Regions from separate parts of the Homo sapiens genome. Here region 1 is linked to region 2. Evidence: chromatin contacts called from ENCODE Hi-C data. All regions are on one chromosome and are shown on one strand. Each heading gives the region's core, a stretch centred on a gene start or an enhancer-like site at or near the end of the contact. The rest is flanking DNA. Distances are from core to core; before and after follow the strand shown. Region 1 holds the start of REEP5 (receptor accessory protein 5). Region 2 holds the start of CAMK4 (calcium/calmodulin dependent protein kinase IV).

What was found. A loop is a pair of places that touch in the nucleus more often than their neighbours do. Pooled maps may share reads with other maps.
Region 1: a map with no recorded cell type shows a loop between it and region 2 (2.9-fold over the local background). The contact joins the promoter of REEP5 here to the promoter of CAMK4 in region 2. A Hi-C loop is called at or near these places in 4 of 37 single-sample maps with no recorded cell type and 9 of 50 pooled maps.

The regions. Positions count from the first base shown.
Region 1 is chr5:112,919,808-112,925,992 of GRCh38, reverse strand. REEP5 (receptor accessory protein 5) reads left to right here and starts at 3,766. Exons shown (of 5, transcript NM_005669.5): 1 at 3,766-3,920; 2 at 4,737-4,830. The coding sequence starts at 3,803. It overlaps LOC105379123 (a long non-coding RNA gene), which reads right to left and starts at 3,606. Exons shown (of 3, transcript XR_948675.3): 1 at 2,337-3,606. RefSeq lists an enhancer at 2,244-2,363 and silencers at 3,496-3,765, 4,126-4,575.
Region 2 is chr5:111,222,086-111,228,140 of GRCh38, reverse strand. CAMK4 (calcium/calmodulin dependent protein kinase IV) reads right to left here and starts at 3,757. Exons shown (of 11, transcript NM_001744.6): 1 at 3,497-3,757. The coding sequence starts at 3,657. RefSeq lists enhancers at 3,519-3,568, 4,529-4,628 and a silencer at 3,679-4,168.

The DNA.
Region 1 (6,185 bases), core at 2,517-5,016, 1.7 Mb before region 2:
CTGGACTCCAGTCTGGGTGACAGAGGCAGACTCCATCTCAAAAAAAAAAAAAAAATCAAATTATGAATCACTTTAAGTATTCAAAAACAACCCCAACTTAATATACATACTGTACTCAGTAGGAAATTATACAAACTCACAACTGGTTTGAAGTTTACAGTTCAGTTATTCTGCTAAGCAGCTGTACTAGTTTCCTAGGGCTGCTGTAACAGTCTCACAAACTGGGTAGCTTAAATAATAGAAATTGAGGCCAGGTGCAGTGGCTCATGCCTGCAGTCCCAGCACTTTGGGAGGCCAAGATGGGGAGATCACTTGAGGTCAGGAGTTTGAGACCAGTTTGGCCAGTGTGGTGAAACCCCATCTCTACAAAAAAAAAAAAAATTAGCTTGGCATGGTGGCACACACCTGTAGCCCCAGCTACTTGGGAGGCTGAGGTGGAAGAATTGCCTGAACCTGGGAGGTGGAGGTTGCAGTGAGTGGAGATTGTGTCACTGCAGTCCAGCCTGGGTGACCCAGTGAGACCCTGTCTCTAAATAAATAAATAAAACAGAAATTTATTATCTCACAGCTCTGGAGGCTGGAAGTCCAAGATCAAGGTCTCAGCAGGATTGGTTCCTTGTGAGGGTTGTGAGGGAATGATCTGTTCCAGGACTTTCTTCTTGGCTTGTAGATGGCCATCTTCTCCCTGTGTTTCTTCACAGTCTTCCCTTTATATGCATCTGTCTCCGTCCAAATTTCACCCCCCCTTTTTTTTTTGAGACAGAGTCTCGCTCTGTTGCCCAGGCCGGAGTGCATTGGCTTGATCTCGGCTCACTGCAAGCTCTGCCTTCTGGGTTCACACCATTCTCCTGCCTCAGCCTCTTGAGTATCTGGGACAACAGGTGCACGCCACCACGCCCGGCTAATTTTTTGTATTTTTAGTAGAAATGGGGTTTCACCGTGTTAGCAAGGATAGTCTCGATCTCCTGACCTCGTAATCCACCTGCCTCGGCCTCCAAAGTGCTAGGATTACAGGTGTGAGCCACCGCGCCTGGCCAAATTTCCCATTTTATAAGGACAACAGTCACACTGGATTGAGGTCCACCCTAAGGAGTTCATTTGAATTTGACTACCTCTTTGAAGACCCTATTACCAAATAAGATCACACTCTGAGGTACTGTAGGTTAGGATTCCAACATGTCTTCTTTAGGGAGGTAGAATACAATTCAACCCATAATAGCAATGTAATATAGGGGTAAGAGCCTGATTCTGAATTCTAGCTCTGCCACTTATTGTGATATGGGAACTCACTATGTCTCATTTTTTTTTTCCTTAAATGAGGATGAAACAGGTAGCATCTTCCTCATGCAGCTGTGAGGATTAAATGAACTAGTCCACGTAACACTTGGAATACTGGGTGGTACAACACATGTTAGATATTCATTCATTCATTAATTCAACAAATAGTTATTGAACAACTACTAAGTGCCAGGCACTGTTCAATGTGCTTAAAATATTGAAGCAAATAAAATAAGCAAAAATGTCTACCCTCACGGAGCTCATAATCTAGTGAGGAAAGAAAGATAATTTAAAAATAGAACATGGTCTGGCATGGTGGTGGCTCATACCTGTAATCCCAGAACTTTGGGAGGCCAAGGTGGGCAGATCACAGAGTTCAAGACTGGCCTGGGTAACATAGTGAAACCCCATCTATACTAAAAACAGAAAAAATTAGCCGGACATGGTGGCACACGGCTATGGTCCCAGCTACTTGGGAGGCTGAGGTGGGAGGATGGCTTGAGCACAGCAGGAGGTCGAGGCTGCGGTGAGCTGTGACCACGCCTCTGTACTCCAGCCTGCGTGACAGAGTGAGACAGTCTCAAAAAAAAAAAAAAAAAAGTAGAACATAATGCCAGACAGTAATAAATTCTATGGAGAAAAATCAAGCTAGAGACCACTGGGGGTTGCAATTTGAGATTAGGGGTACCATTTGAACAAATATCTGAATAATGGAAGGGGACAGTTAAATGGTTAACTGGGGAAAGATACTTTCAGATAGAGGAGGGTTTCTGGACTGTCACATTATTGACATTTGGGGCTGGATAATTCTTTGTTGTGGGGGCTGTCCTGTGTGTTACAGGATGTTTAGCAGCACCCCTAGTCTCTAACCACTAGATGCTAGTTGCACTTGCCACCTCCTGCTCTCCTTGTGTGACAATCTGTTTCACAACGAAAGTATCTCTAGACATTGCTACTCCTCCCCCCAGGAGGAAGAAGGGGAGAGGAAGTGCTCCTGGTTGAGAACCACTGAAATAGAAGAAAAGTGAACGAACGCCCAGAGGCAGGAATGGGCTTACCTTGTCTGAGGCACAGCAAGGAGGGAGGCAGTAAGGGAAGACATCAGAAAGGGGAGGGATGAACCATGTCACCTGTGACCCTGATGCCCTCCTTCAGGCAGATAGGAAGTTGCTGGAGGGTTGAGAACAAAAACATAGCACAACTTGACGCACATTTTAAAACAGATTCTACTGTCTGCCACATTGAGAATTAACTGTAGGTGAAAAGACAGAAGTAGACAGCAGGTTGTTTCACTTGTTCACTGATTTGGCTGGGTGGTGGTAGGAACAGCTGAGAAAGCTGAGCTAAGAAGCTCTGAGGAAGAAAGGAGGAAGGAGAATTAGCATAAAAGGAAAAAGCTAGGCGTGGGCAAGATAACTTTTTGCAGAAGTGGAAGGCAGTAGGGTAATTAAGTAGATTTGAAAGCACAGAGGGGTTGTGTAGGACCAAGACAGAATGTTCGGGGCCAGTTGTGGGCAGGGCATTGAATGCTCTGCCAAGGAATGGGAGCTCTAGTCTGTTAGGATAATAATACGGAGCTTCGGACAAAAATTCTGCAGCAGTGTGCAGAATAGGAGTCAACAAGAGTAATTTTAGGAGTGTCTGGAAGTCATATGGGTGAGATAAGAGGAGCCTAGGTTTAGGTGGAGGAAGAGCATGGCCAACTCATTCTGAAGGAAGCAAAAATGAGCTCCTGCCCTAAGGCTTGGACCTTAGAATCTCCGTCTTCTTCAGAGTATTTTGACTGTAGGAAGTGCAGAGTATATTGGCTCCACAGAGAGAATTTGGACACTTGCCACAGTATCAGACACCAAGACAACGCAAGCCCACCATGAAAAGATTTAATGCAGTTTTTGCTTGGAAAAGGTGTACCCCAGGGAGGATGTGTTAGATTTCTTCAAGGGTCTTTACAAGGCAACGATTGTCTGTAGGTGAGAAAAACTGCCAAGTTAAGGCAAAGAGGGAGAAAGCAGGACTGCTTCCAAAGAGTTCTTTCACGATGCTCAAACATTTCAATTTTTTAGGTCAAAAATGCCTTAGGTTTAGCACAGCAATGTAGGTGCCAAACTCATCGCAGTGAATTGCAGGCGGGAGCAACAAGGACGCCTGCCTCCTTTCTGCCTGCTTTTTGCAATAGTCCGATTTGAGAAGGGGACCCACGAGAGACACAAAATGCACGCCCCCACGCCACATCCTTTTTACCCCGCAATGGGTTAAGACTGTCAACAGGCAGGCCACCTCGCAGCGTCCGCGGAGTTGCAGGCCCGCCCCCGCCAGGGTGTGGCGCTGTCCCCCTGGCGCTGGGCGGGGGAGGAGGGGCGCGCGGCGGCCGAGGAGGGGCGCGCGGCGGCCGGGCGGGGCGAGCGGAGGCGAGTGGAGGACGCGTAGACGCGCCGCGGTCCCCGCCTGCCGCTGCTCCGCCGCAGTCGCCGCTCCAGTCTATCCGGCACTAGGAACAGCCCCGAGCGGCGAGACGGTCCCCGCCATGTCTGCGGCCATGAGGGAGAGGTTCGACCGGTTCCTGCACGAGAAGAACTGCATGACTGACCTTCTGGCCAAGCTCGAGGCCAAAACCGGCGTGAACAGGAGCTTCATCGCTCTTGGTGGGTGGCCGGGGGTCGCCGCCGCTGGTAGGGCCACGGGAGCCGCCGCTGCCCCAGCTGCTGGGGAAGGAAGCAGGGAGAGGACTCGGGAAAGGTGGAGTCGGAGACAGACGGGACAAGCAGCATATTCAGGGATCAGGCTGGCCTCCCGGAAAGCGTGGGCATCGGAGGACCCCGCGGGGGCTGCCCAGGCTGAGGGTCGCGGGGCTGGAGGGCAGCTGCGGCGCCGGGCGCTGGCAGCTGGAAGGGCCAGCGCTGACGTATGTCTGCCCCGCGGCCCGGCGCCCTATTCCTGCTGTCCTGCGCGGTGGGCGCGGACGGCGGGGCCCCTGCGGGCGGGCGCGTTGACGGAGGTACCCGGTCCTACCCGACCCTCCGTGGAGCTCCGCCCGGAGAGGGCGCCTCTCGGGTGGGCGGGGGCTGCTACTGCAGCGTGTGCGGGAGTCCGGGCCTCTCGGGACGCTCCCCGCTGAGCGCAGCTTCCCAGGCTGGAGCGCTGCCCAGCAGGCCCTGCGAGAGGGCGGAAGCGGGTGCCTGGGACCGTCCCGGGCGCCGGGGGTTGCTGCGCAAAGCGCCGGGGCCCCCTGCGGGAGGTAGGAGAGGCACAATGGTGGGGCTGCCTGGTATCCCCAGACTTCAAGGCATAGCCCAGCGGACGCGCAGGCCCAGCTTTCGTGTGGTTTGTTTTTCTCGCTCCTTTAATCGAGTCGAGAGGAAAACTCCTACAACAGGCCCAGCCTCGCGGTGTGGGCGGCGGCTGTCCCGCGTGAACGGCTCTCATGCTGCCCGACCCACTTCTCTCCTTGTGGTCCCCAGGTGTCATCGGACTGGTGGCCTTGTACCTGGTGTTCGGTTATGGAGCCTCTCTCCTCTGCAACCTGATAGGATTTGGCTACCCAGCCTACATCTCGTAAGTGACACACCCTGCAGCCGTCCCCTTCCCTTCCTCCATTCCTCCCCGCAGGGCTGCTGCAGTAGACTGCACATCCGCAATTCCCGGGAGAAAAGTGAAAGCTCGGCGGGGAGGGATGAGGTTGGACATAAGGGGTGGGGATAGTATTCACCATTTTGGAACCTTAACTTAATCCCTATCTCTTGACGATTAGCCCAGAGGTATTTTCATTAGATTATCCTGGTGACCAGTGTCCCCTCTCTTTGGCACACTAACAGGAAAGCGCTACCACTCTGTCGTCCTCCCTTTACTGGTGGGAGGATCTCAGAAGGTACAGGGAGCTGAGCACTTCTGTCTAGTAATTATTTTAATGAGTATTTCACCATATATTTATGCACCTAGAGAGTAAAACCCTATCAATTAGGTCTTCCTTAATTCATAATTACGTTAATTGAGACAGTAGGGAGAATTTTCTCATTTTCTTTTATTTTGAAAAAGCCACATGTTACAGACAAACTTGGGAAATGCTTACCCTAGTGTAAAAACAAAAACCTTTAAAAATGCTCCATGATATAGCTCCTTGGTTATATAAGTGAGTCATTTATATAATTGAGCTACTTAAAAAATGAATTTTTACGATTAGGATCTGAATTTATTACCAAAGTTGTTTTTATTCTACAATGTGTTTATTTTTTTTAATTCTACGATTTTATTTTTCCATTCGTTCAAGTAGGAATTATTCCTCTCCAGAAATGAATTTTGTTTTGCTCTACAGTTCTTCCTAAGAAAGCCAGTGGTTTTTACCTTCATTCAGTTGGTCTCTGCTACTTTCTTCAACCATAGGGATAAAAATAAAGGAAGAAAAAATTTTCACCTAGGAGGCTAAGACACAGATAACACATTATTACAGCTTGTATCTGTCACTAGTTAGGCTAGAATTTAGTCTATGACTATAAGGGAAGAAACATGTTTTAGAAGTTAGTTCTGATTTGAGCAATTAAATTGCAGTTACCTAGTAGTTGTTACTGTGTTAGTCCGGTACAGACACTTAGTCATACTCCAGAAAGTCTAGCTACATATAGCCCTGAGGCCTACCCCGGGCTCTGCTTTATGGAGGAGACTCAAGGAAAAACGGGATTGTGTGCACAGAATAAAGCATACAGACCCCCGTGAGCAAATATTCAGGCGGTCGGTGTTACATTAGTCTAATCAAGTCTGTTCATTGCATAACCAATATGATTGTATAATTGTCCAAAAGAAAGAAAAAGTATTTGAAAATGGTGGTCTTTAGTAGCATCAAAATCCATGTTGCTTAAAGTGTGACCTGTGAACACTGTCTTAGTCTGCTTGGGCTGCTATAACAAAATACCTTA
Region 2 (6,055 bases), core at 2,508-5,007:
CATGGAACAACAGTGAGAAACTAAAGGTGAGACAACTGAAAACAGGACATGGGTTTGCATGCACAGACGAAATCTGCACCACCAAGCAGGCTGGGCCATTTCCTGTCATTCCATGTGCCAAACCACTGGGCGGGATCTGGACCAGAGGCAGCTCCCTTCTCCCTCAGAAAAGCCTTTAAAATGCCAGTTTCTCAAATCACTGGGCAAAAGACCAACTGCTCTCGAGGATCTGGAGCCCTGAATAGGATCATGGCCAATTCGTATTTTTAAGTAGAGTTGAATGTGTGTGTGTCATGATTTTTGTAAACTTTTTGAAAAACTCTATGAACAAAACAGTGTCTTCAAATGTGATTTTAGGAAAATTACTTTGCCTGATACTTTTAATTCACCCGTAACCCCTATACTCTATGCCCTCCCTGCCAAAAGAAAGTGAGCACATCTGTCTTGGTCTCAATGGCTCCATGTGGATCAGTGCTGCCAGCACCTGCCTTCGCCAGCACTATCCAGGGGCTTCAGGTGGATATAGCCTTGGGAGTTTAGCTCCCCTTGAGTTCCCAAACACATCCTCAGGGTGTATCGCCCCAGTGGTCACCGTCCAATCTTCTTGCAATCAGGAGTCACTACTTTACAACAGACAACTGTAATGGAGGAGCCAACAAATCACTAATTCTGGTGGAGACTGTCTACTTTCTAGAGCTAACCACAACAGCAACACGTAACACCAGAAGCACTGTTCTCTTAGTATATTAATGACAACTGCATTACTAATGAATTAGAGTCACACTAGCAGGTGGATTTGGTCCAAAGCTGAGAGTAAAGGCTTGAAACTGATGACCTGAGTTCAACTTGATCTCTAGTGTAGGAAGAAAGAAGATTTTAGTCACTCAGCCAATATCTACGATCATCATTCTGTTGCATTCTCTGGCTCTATCGATTCTTAATAATTATATCTAGAATAGTAGTTGATGTTTTAAGTTTATTTACTTAAAAATTTCTGATAATGAAAATGATACTTCTCAAAGTCTCAGCCAGAGTAAGCATGCACCCCACGAATGCTGCCATGTACAGAAAACTTACCTAACAATACGCTTTACTGCTGACAAACAGAGCCTAAGTAAGACATTTTAGCTTTTATTGTTCCTCAATGTAGTTTAACTCTGTGATCTTTTACAGTAATCATAAGACTAGATAATAGAGCGAGAATCTTAGCAATGTATAGACAGAGGGTCTCCAATAGGATGGGCTTAACTTACAATTTTTCGACTTTTATGATGGTGGGAAAGTGATAGCATTCAGTAGAAATCGTACTTCAAATTTTGATCTTTTCCTGAACTATACATGGTAGGATACTCTCTCTGATGCTGGGCACCGGCCATTAGCCACAGCTCCCAGTTAACCACAGGAGGGTAAACAACCGGAACTCTAGAGTGTTCTCTGTTGTCAGTGTTTTTTGAATATTGTGTTTTGTGTTTCATATCTCACCATGTCTACAAAATCCCATCTGTACACGGTATTTAACAGTTATTATAAAATAGGCTTTATGTTAGATGATTTTGCCCAAATGTAGGCTAATATTAAGTGTTCTGAGCATGTTTCAGGTAGGCTAGGCTAAGCTACAACGTTTGTTAGCACAGGTGTAGTAAATGCATTTTCAACTTCTGATATTTTCAACTACAGTGGGCTTATTGGGACATAACACCATCATAAGTTGAGAAGCTTCTGTATAACCGATTAATATTTGTCCTCCAAAATTTACTGCAACACGTAATTCTGAACTGAAAAATAAAAAACCCAAACTTCAAATTTCTCAGTTTTTTCCTATGCAGGCTACCATCTCATAGGGGTATACAATTGGCAGTTTATTTTTTTCCCATTTTTCAAATTAAAGTGAATTTCTTGAGTTTCATGACGATGAAGCTTATTCATAAAGACAACGTGTGTGGATAAGTCAGCCTATTTGAGGCATCTAGGGTTAATGTTACTCTGAAAACAGATGTGCTACTGGGACAGTCCCTGCAGCAGCATCAGGCACTTCCTCTACTACACAGTAGTTTATAAAACACCCAGTAAACAATTTTAAGTAGATCATCCCTTTACTCAGAGGTTTACATGGTTCCACTGTCACGCATCATACAATTAATAACAGGCATGTTTTGGACCTTACAAAAATCGACATCATTGTCCTTTCATTTCCACCTATATATATAATAGATCTTCAGATGAATACTGAAAAACTTGATCAAAAATGGATGTTTATGTATACATTATTCAGTGCTCAAATACTTCAAAACATTTTTAACAGTGACAAATCACTGAATTTTCATTCAGAAGTTTGCCTATTTTACACATCTATATTCAATGAGCCTTCAATAGTACTAGCAAAGTGGGGGGAGAGTGGGCAGTGATCATTACATCTTCCCACTAAATACCAACATCCAGAATCCTGCTCTGGATCCTCCAATGACTTGAAAAAATAAAAAGGCTGTTAGCAATACTATTTCCAGCAAAAAGAGAATGAAAAATGAAATTGCAAAGGAGTAGTAAGTACAGAAGCTGCAACTTGTCAACCGTTGAAATTACATCTTCAGATTCCCTATACTAAAGAGCCTGGATCTAAAATAAGTGTTGAAAATAAATCTCCTTACCTATGGATAACAGAGAGAAAAGACAAAAAAAAAGGAAGTAAGGGAAAGAAAACTATAATTTTCAATGGATACAAATACGAAAGCATATGGAATCATGCAGAAGGCCAAACTGCTACCTGTTTGGATCTTCAGAGGAGGGATAGGGGACATATCTGCAATCCTAGGGAGATGGTCTGTTGCATATATAATTTAAATAAATCACTCCAGCCCATGAAAGAAGGGAAGCAGCAGCATTCTCACTAATTACCACTGCCTGGATCCCATATGCTGCTTTCTCTTTAAAGCCACACTAGTTCATTATTCTGCCTTCAACTCTCTTAAATGATTCATTTCTCCCTTCACTCCTGAGCAGACTCTGCAGGGAAGCTAGTATTTAAGTTTAATTTCTCGTGTCACTTGCTTTGGAGAGCTTGACGAGGGGAAGGAGGAGGAATCTAACTTAATAATTCTGTCTTGATTTGGAGGGGCACCCTCCGGCCCCCACCCTAAACAATAACTAGACAAACAGGACCCTCTGGCAAGCTATAATCGTGAGCAAAGATATCAATTGGGAAAGCAGGGCCCACGTGCGGTGGGAGCTGTCACCCAAGGGAAGTGGCAGCCTGCGAGAAGGAGGGAAGGTGGGAGGGAGTCGGGCTGATCCTACAGCTGCACCGGCCTAGGCGCTCTGGTGGGGTGGGAAGGACTCGAGCCGCACCTGAATGAAGGTTAGCTCTCTCTCAAGACACTAACTAGGTAGGGAGAAATCGAAGGGCACGAAGGCAGGCTCCCGCACCCTCCGAGCCGTCGCTGCGAGAGGGACAACCCCCAGTGCACGCCGCGGGCTTCCCCAGCCGGAGCCCGCGCCTTACCGTCCCAGCTCCGACTCCACCTCGAAGAAATCGCTCAGCGCATCCCTGTTGGAGCCGTCGATCCAGTAATCCGGGACGAGGCTCGCGGTCCCCGGGGCCGCACTGGCGGTGACCGAAGAGCAGGACGAGGCGGAGCAGGAGGGCACCGTGACTTTGAGCATCTTCGCAGCGGGACTCCGGAAGCCGCCGCCGCCGCCGCCGCCGCTGCCCGAGCGAGAAGCCGGCCGCCAGCCGCCGCCTGCGAACGCAGGAGCGAGAGAGAGGCGGCGTCCTTCACGCGCGCACACGCCCACCGCCGCCGCCCGCGCTCGCAGGGACGGTGGGCGGGGAAGGGGGCGAGCCTCTGCGAGAGGGCGCGAGGGGGAACCCGGAGTCGCCGCCCGCTGGAGGGAGACTAGCTGCACCGCTGAGGAGAGAGGCTCCCTCCCCCTCGCTCCTTCCCTCCTCACCCGCCCTCCTCCCGCGCCGAGCCTTTCCCGCCGCCCTCCCTCTTTCCTTTCTCTCTCCCAGGCTGTGGCTGCCGCGGTGCCGGCTAGGGCGGCTCCGGATGCTGGAGCTTGGGGAAGGCACAAGGACCCGCGCATCATCCCACGCGCCCTCCCGCGGGGACCGGAGCTGGAGGGAGACCGTGCGCAGCGGGACGCTGCTCTGGGATGGCGGGCGCCAGGCGTACCCTGGCAGCACCTGGGTCCGGGCGGCCCCGCCGGATAGCGAGAGAGGGACCTAGGTGGTGGTGGCGCAACTCATCCCTCCTTGAGCGCGTCTCCGTGGCGAGTCCCTCCCACCTAACACCAGCTAACCAGCCATCCTCTGTCAAAGCTTATATTGGTGGCCGGGGAGGGAGTACTGTGGTCGCCGATCCCTCAGGGCTCCTGTGCCTGGACCCAGTGAGAGCTGGAGGAAAAGGAAGCGCCCAGGTCCACACTGACCTGACTCACCTTTGAGTGAAGTCTTCAGTTGGAATAAATGCTGTCGTCGCTGCTGGTGGCACTGCCTCCTCGGCACTGCTGGAGCTCCTAAAAGAGGAGATACTTGGCTGTGTCGAGTTCAATCTCAGCATCTGAAGTGGCTCAGAATTACAGTTCTAGAAGGGCCTTGTGGAAGCCAACTAGTAAACCCTCTGCCTTAAGGCAGGACCTGTCCTCATTCATGACAGGGAAGACTGCTACATGTAAAAGCCCTTTTTCTCTTCCCAAGAGATGTATCCCATGATAAGCATTCTTATGTCCTGTCCATCAGCTGTCATGGCTCTTCTTCTCAGTATTAAACATACATCACTTAAACTACCCTTGAACTTTTTTCTTTTCAGATTTCAGCAAAGACGAACAACAATTAGTCATGTTCTGATACATATCTATGACAGTTATTATACCACAACTCATTTCTGGCTAAATAGCTCCAGGCGCTTTCACCTTACTTCACAGGTGTTACTTTTGGCCTTTTTTTTTTCCTGAGTTTCCTCCAACATGCGCTAAACTCTTCCTAGTAAGTCTCCATTCCTGATAGCACCAACCATTAATATGGTCCAATATTTTAATCTAATTTATGGATTTATTATTCTTAAAAGCCTGCCTGCTATACTGGTGAACAAACAACCAAAAATATCCAATCAAGTAGTTACAGGAATGTGATTCCTAGCTGATTGGAAATTGAAAATATATATAGTCATGCATCCCTCAACCACGGTGAGAAGTTGAAGAGATGCATCCTTAGGCGATGCAGTTGTAAGAACATCATAGGGTGTACTTGTACACAACCAGATAGTATAGCTTACTACACAGCTATGCTGGATGGAATAGTCAATTGCTCCTAGGCTTCAAACCTGTACAGCATTTTACTATACTGAATACTACAGGCCAGCGGTCCCCAACCTTTTCGGCACCAGGGACCAGTTTCTTGGAAGATAATTTTTTCCACAGACAGGGGGTGGGGAAGATGGTTCTGGGATGATTCAAGTGCATTACATTTATTGTGCACTTTAATTCTATTATTATTACATTGCAATACATAGTGAAATAATTATACAACTCACCGTAATATAGAATCAGTGGAAGACCTGAGCTTGTTTTCCTACAACTAGACGGTCCTATCTGGGGGTGATGGGAGACAGTGATAGATCATCAGGCAGTAGATTCTTATAAGGAGTGCACAACCTAGATCCCTTGCATGTGCAGTTCACAATAGGGTTCATGCTCTTACGGGAATCTAATGCTACCACTGATCTGACAGGAGGCAGAGTTCAGGCAGTAATGTGGGAGATGGAGAGCCCCTGTAAATATAGATGAAGCTTTGCTTGCTTGCCTGCAGCTCACCTCCTGCTGTGTGGCCCAGTTCCTAACAGGCCACAGACCAGCCCATGGCCTGGGGGTTGGGAACTCTGCTGTAGGCAACTGTAACACAACAATAAGTATTTGTGTATTTAAACATATCTAAACATAGGAAAGGTACAATAAAAATATGGTATAAAAGGTAAAAAATGGTACACCTGTATAGGGCACTTACCATGAATGCAGCTTGCAGGACTAAAAGTTGCTCCGTGTGAGTGAGTAAGTGGTGAGT